Regions from separate parts of the Mus musculus genome. Here region 1 is linked to region 2. The links are chromatin loops, found by intact Hi-C in ENCODE. Cell type or tissue: heart. All regions are shown on one strand. Links, peaks and the distances in the headings refer to the core of each region. The heading gives the core; the rest is flanking DNA.

The links. Peaks named below come from ENCODE experiments on the same cell type or tissue, not always from the same donor. Only the 100,000 strongest peaks of a DNase experiment are listed, where the experiment ranks them.
Region 1: a loop joins it to region 2, with 5 times the contacts of the local background. A loop is called at or near these places in 10 of 42 quality-filtered maps.

What each region holds. Positions count from the first base shown.
Region 1 is chr11:69,268,703-69,277,258 of GRCm38, reverse strand. No RefSeq gene overlaps it. Among named protein-coding and RNA genes, the nearest start is that of Gm40039, 11 kb to the right of the region's middle. In heart, for the core only: a CTCF peak has its summit at 4,777 (motif pointing left); a DNase peak (open chromatin) is centred at 4,738.
Region 2 is chr11:69,430,903-69,433,402 of GRCm38, reverse strand. It overlaps Dnah2 (dynein, axonemal, heavy chain 2), which reads left to right. Exons shown (of 86, transcript NM_001081330.1): 73 at 423-549; 74 at 2,158-2,344. Among named protein-coding and RNA genes, the nearest start is that of Kdm6b, 16 kb to the right of the region's middle. In heart, for the core only: a CTCF peak has its summit at 1,119 (motif pointing right); DNase peaks (open chromatin) are centred at 622 and 1,132; H3K4me3 peaks cover 273 bases; H3K27me3 peaks cover 164 bases.

The DNA.
Region 1 (8,556 bases), core at 3,680-6,179, 160 kb after region 2:
TCACGCTGCTATAAACAAAATACTCAAGGGAAATCATCGAAAGGGGAAAATGGCATTATTTGGACTTGTGGTTTCAGAACGTCTGGGCATTGTGATGGGGCAGGATCAGAGGTGGGGGGCAGCTCCCTCAGGTGTCCAGGAGCTTCTCTGACTCCACACCTGTAAACAGAGAACACAAGCCAGAACAGGAGAGAGGATACAGCCGCGGCTAGTGAGTCTTCAGCAGCCAGGAGCCACCTCCTAAAATCTCCACAGCTTTCCAAATTCCACTACAGGCTGGATCCCAGCACCCTAAACATAGACCTGTGGGGGCCCATAACAGTCACCAGATTCTGTCAGATGTTTCTTTAGAGGCCTCTTTGGGTTGCTGGGCTGCCTGGGCCTTCTGACCTAGCTCTCTTATTCTGCACAATAGAACTTTCTAAACCCATAGTTGTGCAAACCTGTAGATTTGTGTCCTTACTCACTTTCACAGTCTTCTCCCACTGCATCAAGTTCCAGGCACCTGAGCATATCCTTGCTAGAACCCTGAATTCCTCCTCCCATAGGGCTCTCAGAGCCAGCGATGACCCTGGGGACCGCCATGTCCTCTGGGATTCCAGACCGTTGGAGGTGATGCTGTAGGGTTACCTAGACCTTTGGGACTCTGTTGCAAGCTGGACTGCAGCACCCCTGTGGGGTCTGCCTCAGAGTCCCAGCTGTTCCTGGGCTGGGATCTTTTTCCATCTTGAACTTCCCCTTAACCATCTGAAAACCTATCTGGCATTTCTGACTCTGTCCCTGACCTTGAGTGTTGACTGGAAGTGTACTCAGCCCATGGCACAGTCTCCTCTCTTCATCAGCTCTTGTCTTCTGTCTGGGGACTGAAGAGTCATATTGTCACATCTTATTGGCCAGACTATTCCCCACAGGACCTAGATTTTAGAAGCTTAAAAGCTGTTGAACCATCTCACTCGGTTCTTTTCTGGGCAGGCAGATCTGTCCCCTTCTCCCCGGAGAGAAGTGTGACTCATGCCTGCAAGCCCAGCCCTTGGGAAGTGAAGGCAGGAGGATCAGAAGTCCAAGGTCACCCTCAGCTACAGAGTGACTTGGAGGCAGCCTGGGTTACATGAGATGCTGTCTTTTAAAAAAATTAAACAACCCCCAAACCAGCATAAGTGAAGTGAGATCTAATAGGAAACTGGCGGCGGGGTGGTGGGGTGGGGGGAGGATGTAGGTTGATAATATTTCAGAATATTGTCTATATGAACAAAAGGCCACTACGAATTACCACATACTGCCATGGGATTATTCTGAGCTGAAGATATTTGAGAAACAGCCCTCACAGAGAGGCTCAGTCCACCCCAGCTGCTCTGTCTAACAGCAGGAACTTCTGGCTATTTAAACAACCACAAACCCCTCTTCACGGCTGCACATCCACGCCAGGAGCGGGTGAACTACCAGCAACCCCCTCCAAACCACTGAGCTCTTCGTAAACCAACCCACCACAAACGTATATCCTGTCTGTTCTCCACAAGAGTCTAACCATTATCAACAAAGAAATTTATTTATTTTTCTTCCTCTAGATACCACCTGTTAAAGTAGGTTTATAAAGATTTGTTTGCATTTAATGTAACCTGCGCTTTTCCTGAATGTATCTATGTGCACACCAATGCAGCACCCAAGGAGGTCATAAGAGGGTGACAGATCCCCTGGAACTGGAGTTACAGAAGTTGTGAGCTGCCTTGTGGGTGCTGGGAACCAAACCCAGGTCCTCTGCTTCAGCAGCCACGGCTCGGACTCACTGAGCCTTTCCTCTGTCCCTTTAAGTCAGGTCTCGGAGGCCCCACCAGCACTGAGTGAGCTGAGCCACTTTCCGAGTGAAATCCCGCATATGTAAGTCAACATCTTGGTCTTTTCTCTCCATAATCTGTCCTTTGTCAGCTTCGTTCACAGGCTCTCCGAAAATCATGCAAGATTTTGAAGAAAATCATTTCCTTGAAGACCTTTTTCGAGTCTTTTTTTTTGGTTTTTTGGTTTCTCTGTCCTATAACTCACTCTGTGTACCAGGTTGGCCTCGAACTCAGAAATCCACCTGCCTCTGCCTCCCAAGTGATCGGATTAAAGGCATGCGCCACCACTGCCGGGTTAGTTTGAGTCTTCTTGATGTTTAAGGATCCCGTTCCATTGTCGAGATTCTAATTCTAACCCACAGAGGTCAGGCAATTTCTATTAACCTCCTCATTCATAAGTTTGTTGGCCTGAGCCCAAGAAAGAAGCATCGTCATCATAAAGAAGCCCAGGGTTTCAGAGACTAGCACTAGCTCTCGCTTCTAACGCCTGGGAAGGACAGGAGTGCAAAACCTTTGCGTGAATGCTTTGTGTTTTGGGGGCCAACAACACAACAGTATTCCTTCCGTCTCCTTTTCCATTTTTATTCTTCTTAGTTAGTCTCATACATTTTTAATTTTCTACACAATCAGACTGACACATGTGCATATGGTTGTAACTTAGACCTTAATTTACCCTGTATATTAAATATTGTTTTAGAGGTACTGGGCTCAGTACACGTGCCAGGCAAGTGTACTACCACCGGCTTATATCCTTAGCCTACATCCTAGGCTTGCAATAGATAGGAGATGTATTGCATGAGTTTATCACGTGATCAGCTGATGTTGGGTTTGTGCGGTAAGATTTTCTTTTAGTATTTTACAAGAATGCTTTATTGCCATATTAACCATCTCTGGACAGAATTATTTTGGCTAGGATTATTTCTTCAATATGATTTCCTGGAGGTAGAATTACCCAATGAAAGGATATACACGGTTAACATTTAATTTTTTTGTTTTTTTGTTTGTTTGTTTGTTTTTGAGACAGGGTTTCTCTGTATAGCCCTGGCTGTCCTGGAACTCACTTTGTAGACCAGGTTGGCCTCGAACTCAGAAATCCGCCTGCCTCTGCCTCCCGAGTGCTGGGATTAAAAGTGTGCGCCACCACGCCTGGCTCAACATTTAAATTTTTAATTTTATTACAAATAAGTTCCATGAAGTACATACAAATCTTTTTCAGTTTTGCTTTTTGAAAGTGTATTTTTGACTGAGTGGTATGTATGTTTATATGCAGGTATGTACTTACCTGCTGTGTGGGCTGATGTGAGGTGTCTTCTTCCACTGCACTGCATCTCATCATTATTATATTTATTGTTGTTGTTGTTTTAGTTTTTGAGACAAGGTTTCTCTGTGTAGCCCTAGCTGTCCTGAAACTCACTTTGTAGAGCAGGCTGGCCTCGAAGTTAGAGATCTAACCACCCAGCTTTTTTTTCTCTCTCTCTCTCCTCTCTCTCTCTTCCTCCCTCCCTTCCTTTCGTTTTTCTTTTTCTTTTTTTTTTGAGGCAGAGGTTTTTCACTGAACCTGGAACTCAGTGAACTGGACTGGCTAGCAATGAGCTCTAGGAATTCTGCATGGCTCTGCCCCCCCTTTGCATGGCTCTGGGGACCCGGTGCTCATGAGTGCAGAGCAAGCATTTTGCTGACTGAGCCATCTCCTCAAGCCCCATTTTTTTTTTTACATTTTATTTTTTATTTTCTGGGGGGGGGGTCGGGCCATTTTATTCCAGGGCTGGAGAGTGGGGAGAGGCTGAAGGGGGCTACACTTCCTGATGGCCTCAGCAGGGCAGGTCTTCCAGGCCTTGTCACTAAAGACTTTTATGTTATTTATTTATTTAATGTGCATAGGTGTTTTGTCTGCGTGTATGTCTGTGTGCCACATGCCTATGGTGCCCACAGAGGACTTTGGAATCCCTAGAACTGGAGTTACGGATGGGTGTGTCAACCATCACCATGTGGGTGATAGGAGCTGAACCCAGGTCCTCTGTCAGAGCAGCCAGTGCTCTTAACCACGGAGCCATCTCTCCAGCCCCTAAAGCTTTTTATTTTTAATTTGTGTCTACATGGATAAGAACACATACGTGAAAATGCCCCAAGAGATTAGATGCGAGTGCTGAATCCCCGGGAACTATAGGTACAGGCAGTATGAGCTGCCCAGTGTAGGCCTTGGACCCAGCCCTGTCCTCTGAAGGAACAGACCACACTATGCACAGCTGAGCCAGCTCTCCAATTCTCACTACAATTACCATTTTTGCCAGTGGTTTTTTTTTTTATTTACTTACTTGTTTTTATTTATTTTTTTAATAAAGCATACTTTGGTAATGTTTTTCCTCTTCTGACTCCTCCCGGGTTCTTCTCCGCCTCCCTACCTAACTTTATGTTCTTTCCCTTTCAAAACAAAAATACATCACAAAAGTCAGGACAAACAAAAAATAAAAAAATAAATAAAACAAAACAAAAACCAAAGTGAGACAAAATGCACCCTCCCACACCCACACACAAATCACAGTTCATTCTATGTTGGCCACCTACTCTTGGGCGCAGGCTTGCCGTGGGGAGTAGTTGACATGCCCAGTGACATCCCATTTGAGGAAATGGGCTCCCCTTTGCCAGCAGGTATCAGTTGGTTGCGGGTGGGATCCCAAGTCTACTTCCCCCTCAGTGTTGGGACCACAACTGGCTTCAGCCCTTATTTTTAGTTTTGTTTCCGTGTTTGTTTTTTTTAATGCTGGTGATTAAACCTTGCACATGCTAAGCAGTGCTGGGCCACTGAGTCATGCACCAAGTTCAAGCGCATAGGCCCTGATCTTGATGAAGGTTTATGTTTGCTGAGGCACAGTAACTGCTGTCCAAACCTGTTAGTTCCATTTCTAGCACCTAGAAAACTCACCAGCGCCCCCTACTGGTTAAGGCTCAGGCACTCTTCAGATAATCACTATTACCATCGTCCATAAATGTTCTTAAAATTAAATCAAATTCAATGTGCACACATGTGTGTGTGAGTGTGTGTGCACGCGCACTCGCGTGCGGGTGTGTGCACGCACATACAGATTCATATTCACAAGCTCACTGTCTTGCCTGCGCAGGTCAGAGGACAACTTTCGGGAGTCAGTTTTCTCCTTTCACTGTGTCTCCTGGGGATTGAGTTCGAGTTGTGAGACTCATCACGCAAGCAAAATTTACAATCCAGCAAATCTGTTTGCCTGTGACTAAACTTCACATAAGTAGACTCGTCAGCATGTAGTCTCATGTCTGATTTCTTCGTCACAACAGTCTGTGCGAGTCTTTCACACTGTTCCACACGCTAATTACCCATGCTTCTTGTCCACGGTGTGCTGGTATTGCACCAGAACGGGCGGATCTCCTTTAATAGGCACTGGAGCTGTATCTAGATTGGAAGTGTTCTTGATAAAGCTGCAATAAGGAATGCTAAATTCTCATGTGCAAATCGGAAAGTGGTTGACTTCTCCCGTGACATCTGTGCTACCATCGAACCAGCTGGCCTGTCCCGCCAGGCCATCCATTGTCAGAGTTTGAAGGGTTCCCGGCTGGCGATTCCGTGTCTCCTCCTGTAGTGTGTGTAGGATTTTCTGGTATTGTGAAAGCTAACTAGAAGGGATGAAGTTTCTAGGGGAGTACCAGCTTGATCTCTCTGTATTCTATGACTCGAGCACATGGTATCTTCTGGTAGTAGGGTCTTAGTGTCAAGTAACCAAAAGAATTGGCACTCAGTTGTAATTCTTGGGACCTCACTAGGCAGCAGGAACCTATCCCCAGTGCTGGGGTTTTTGTTAGCCTGTGGTGTCTAGCAGGGGTATTGTCACTCCTTTATAGGACAACTCCATTTAAAGTCTTTTCTATATGTCTATGTATATTAGGAAGCTTCTACAGTAGCAGGTGTCCATATGGCTTTTCAAAAGGCCACAGTGTCAGTGTAGCCCTCCCCTGTTTCCCCCTCTATCCTGAGCCCTCCCACCTCCCGCCCCATTTAACCCTTTCTGTTCTATTATTCCCCTTTAATCCTTTATACCACTGCCTTCCATCTCGCCTCCCTTTAACAGAACTTTAAAAGGAACACACTTTTTACTATTTCTATTTTTTTTCACTCCTAAAGGCTCAAGTGTGAGCATAACCAATAATACTCCTGGAAAACTATTGTAAAAATACACACAGTTAATTCCATGGATACCCAAAGGGGATTCTTCATTCAAATGCTTCCTAGAAGCAATAAAAGGTTGTCTCTTTAACATGACAAAAAGACTGTTTAAAAGCAAAAGTCAGAATTACCCTTAATGGGGAACCATGAATTATTCCTCTTTAAAATGGGCACGACAAGGACCATCACCCCTATTTAACTTGGCTCTAAAAATTCTAACAAAGCTTCCGTGTTGGAGGAAGAATGATATAATCAGAGAAAAGGAAGAAAGCAAGCTGTCATGTTTTACAAGTGTTAGGGGATGCTCAGAGAACCAAGGTGCAGCACCAGTGAGCTCGGACGGAGCGTCTGCCATTGATATCCCTCTTTCTTTATCCTTTAGGAAAACACCATGATTTTATTGCTAAGTCCCATAAATACCTTTTTAAATGTATGAGTGCTTACCTGCATGCATGTATGTGTACCGTGTGTGTACCTGAGATTCCCTGTAACTGGAGTTAACAGATGGTTGTGAGACACCATGTAGGTGCTGGGAATTAAACACAGGTCCTACACGTGCTCTTAACTACTAAGCCAACTACTCTCCAACTCTTACATTTTTTTTAAAAAAAGATTTCATACAGTGTATTTGATCATTAGGGTCTTACTGTCATATTTGGGGGGGGTAAATGAGAGGGTTGGTGATAGTTTGTGATTCTTGAAGGTCTGTGCGATCCCATTAGCCAACAAGTCAAAAACAAGTAAACACTCCTGGTAATGGAGACTTTCCTTGCTAGCACATAGTGTCTAGCTGGGGTATTGCCCTCCCCTTCCTCTGTTGTTTTCTGGTTGGCATGGAGTTAGCCAGCCCCACTTTCTACTGTTCTTTTATCTCTTTACTTTTTTTTTGTCTCCTCCTCCTCCTCTCCTTCTCCTCCACTTCTTCCTCTGACAGAATCTCTTCAGGAAGTGTGGGCTGCCCTCAAATTTGTGATGCCTGTGTGACCATCTCCAGTATTAGAGCCCCAGGCATGTGCCATCACACTCAGCGTCTTCATTTTCTTTGATGATGCCCTAAACCAGCTAACTAGCTGCCTGGGAGGTATAGGAAGTCATTTTAAATTTAGGGAATGAAACAAATGCCCAGATCCTGGTATATGATATTAAATCAGTTACCATGATTCAGGCATGGGATCCTTAGCTAATCAATCACACCTTCTGGCTTCCAGATTGCTGTAGTTAGACTTTGCTTTATCTTAAACCACATGATATCCTCATTGCTTGTGATTCTGCGGTGAGTGGGTCTCTCTCTCTATGTAAGCGTTTCTTCTCGGGGATTTACAGGCAGTGAATCTGAAGGCTCAGCTATGCTGTATGGTGGGTCAGTCGCCTGCGGGATCTGATGCCATCTGCAGATAAAACTGGACTGAGTCAGAGGACACTGGTCTGCGGAAGGACTGATGTATCAGGTAAAGGAAACCAACGCCTCACATACGCCCCCTGGTGTTCTAGGTGTCTGAAGTGTTTCTCTTTACTCTGTGAGATGGTCACTGTCTTTGGAGAGGATTGCTTTCATTTAATTGTGGAGCTGTTCTGCCGGCATCTATAAGGAGATGCCGAGGGTTTAAGAACACCTTTCTCATCGAGCTACAGCTCCGTGCTCGCCAGTGCTGTAACTCTAGCTCTGTTAGGCCCTCAGTCCTTGGTGTTGCAGCTTTGGATAGCATCTTGATGGCTGTCAGGACCCATGAGTGCTTCCGGGGCAAGGGCTTACCTCTGGTCTTCGGGAGTCTCTTGTTTTTGGAAGTCTCTGCTCACAGCTCTTGCCTGGGCTCTTCTGTACCCCTCTGGGGGCGGGGTGCTAGTGTGCTTGGAACTAGCCGCCCCAGGAATCGCCTGTACTTCATGCAACTAGTTTGACCTGTTCTACCTGTGATAAAGACAAAAGATGACTAGAAAAACCCTTCTGTGATGAAATTAGGTAGTTTATAGAAGGGAGGGCTCCCAGGCTGCTAGAGAAGCATCCTTCATCTGCCAGTGCTTTTACTAGCTGTCATGGGGGCTTCTTCCTCACTGGGTTGTCACCTGTAGGAGGGGCTATCTGAAGATGCAGTGGATCTGGTCCTCTGAGGGTCCTCTGAAGCTGGCACAGCGTAGACAGAGGCTCCCAAAAGTCTCCAGTCTTAGAGTGGTAGGCAAGACAGCCATGTTAGCTCCCCTCAATGGAAAGGAAGTGTCTGTGGGATGTCTGCAACAGGTTTAAAGTCTCCTCCCAGTGTCATTGTCCAGCTTTGAATCTCCCTCAGGTAGCTACAAGGGCTTTTAACACTGTCAGTGATTGCCGTGGCCACAGCAGGATAAATAACTCAGGCGACTTGATTGTCAGCTCCCACTGCCTCTGGAAATGGCCGCAGGTCCTTCAGCAGAAGTGGCGATAGCACTCGCGGTATCAGCGGACTCAAGAACTGAGGAGATGGCTTCTGTGGTTCCTGCTCCAGCCTTCCTCTCTGTGGGTCCTGGGATCGGTGCTTGGCTTTGGCCTTGGCAGCTGCTGCT
Region 2 (2,500 bases), core at 1-2,500:
GGGCACCATGCCTTTCAGTTCCCTAGACACCACTTTGAGCTCATCATGACGGCCTCTGGGTCCCTATGTCAGAGCACGCTGCCTCCCTGCTGAGCTGTGATTTCCTCACGGACCTAGACCATAGCTTACTTATCTGTGTCTTCAGGGCTACAGAGTGCCCAGCAAGATAGTGAGAGAAAAATCAATGTTTTGTTTATTTAATGGAACTAAATGCCTAGTTATGGATGGACACTGGGAAAACTCAATCTCTCAAGGCCCCCGGGGCCTTGGTTGTTTCCAGGAGGTTTGGGTTAGACGCTGGCTACAGTCCTCCTGGGTAAGGCTGTGACCGTTACCCACTGAGCGAGCATTCGTGCGGGGCAACTCACCCCACATTCCTCCACCCCCTCCATCTTCCCTGCCCATTCCTCTGTGCCTCCCAGGTACACCTGCCGAACCCTTTTTGAGCGCCACAAGCTTCTGTTCAGTTTTCACATGTGCGCCAAAATCCTGGAGACGTCCGGCAAGCTCAACATGGATGAGTACAACTTCTTCCTGCGTGGGGGTGTGGTGAGTTGGTGGGAGGGCACCTCCCTGCACGGGGGTCACATGGGGATGGCAGCAGGTGTGTGGAGGAGGCCAAGTCAGAGGGAGGGCAGAATCGAAGGCTCCCCAGAAACGTGAGTACTCGGAGCACCTGGGGCTGAGGGGCTGACTTGTTACGTGACTCTGGAGACCCACTTCAAGCTGGTCATCTGATCACCTCTTACATGAAACCCAGGTATACTTGACTCTCTTCCTTAAAAAAAAAAAAAAAGTCAGCTGAGTTTCATGTACTTATAACCTCAGCAGGACAGTGAAAGATGGAGACAGATGCTTACCACCCACCTAGCCTGACCTAGCCTAATTGGCTAGCTTCCAGTTCAGGGAGAGATCTGATCTCTAGGGAATAAGTGAAGAGCAATGGAGGCACCCACCATCATTCTCTGCCTTTCACACACTTGCACACCTGCACGTACACCACACGCACACGCGGCGTGTGCACACACACCAAAGTGGAGGGAAAAACACAGATTTTCGTTTAAAAGCATGAGTATAAGAACAGATGGGAGGAGTATGCCAACAGTGGGTGGGTTTGGAGCTATTTCTGCCACTAAGCCACCAGAGGGCATCAGCTTCCTAAACTTTAACTGTTGTGGGTATGCAGTGCCCCCCCACCATGCATCCCTCAGTAAAGGTGGCTTTGCGTCCATCTTAGATTCCTGTCTCCTCATTAGGCATTCACTCTGCTTCACAGAAAACCAACACCAAACACACACACACACACACACACACACACACACACACACACACACACACACACGACGGGAGGAGATAACTTAAAATATCATGTTTTATTTTTAATTAAAACATAGCAATTGGGCTGGTGAGATGGCTCAGCGGGTAAGAGCACTGACTGCTCTTCCAAAGGTCCCGAGTTCAAGTCCCAGCAACCACATGGTGGCTCACAACCACCCATAATGAGATCTGATGCCATCTTCTGGTGTGTCTGAAGTCAACTACAATATAATAACATTATACATTATATTAATAATATACAACAATAAAAATAAATCTTAAAAAAACATAGCAATTGCACAGTCTTACTGGGTATAGCGTGGCTTAATTTTTTTTTTAAGATAAGGTTCTTTATAGCTTATGCTAGCCTAGAATGCACTGTATAGCCCAGGCTGACCTTGAATTCCTGGTCATTTTCTTGTCTAGCCTGGCACCTGGGTGTTTTGGTGACAGGCACCATGCCTGGCTTGCAATGAGGTGTTTCAGTATCAGTACATACATGTGTGTGTGTGTGTGTGTGTGTGTGATGACCAGATCAGGGTAGTTGGAATATTCATTAAAACAAACATTTAGAGCCGGGCATGGTGGCGTACCCCTTTAATCCCAGCACTTGGGAGGCAGAGGCAGGCGGATTTCTGAGTTTGAGGCCAGCCCCAGGACAGCCAGGGCTACACAGAGAAACCCTGTCTCAAAAAAACAAAACAAACAAACAAACAAAAAACCAAAAAAAAAAAACCAAAAACCCCAAAACTAATACAAACATTTGTCTTTTGTTGTTGTTGTTTTATTTTAGGAACTTTCCTTTTGAGGGTTCTAGGCATCTTCTCTCTCTTCCCCAAGGTCCTGGATCGTGAAGGCCAAATGGACAATCCATGTACCAGTTGGCTGGCAGATGCCTACTGGGATAATATCACAGAACTGGACAAACTGACCAACTTCCATGGGCTCATGAACTCCTTTGAGCAGTACCCTCGGGACTGGCACCTGTGGTACACCAACTCTTCCCCGGAGAAGGCCATGCTGCCAGGTGCCAGGCTGCCAGCCCCCGCCTCTTCGGAGCCCGTTTGACCTTCCCTTTATCCACCCCACACCCACCCCACACACTCACAAATGCAGCCCCTGAAGATTCTCCACCTTTGAGATTCCTTCCTGACTGACTCTCAGGGCTGCTGTTCTCTCGTCT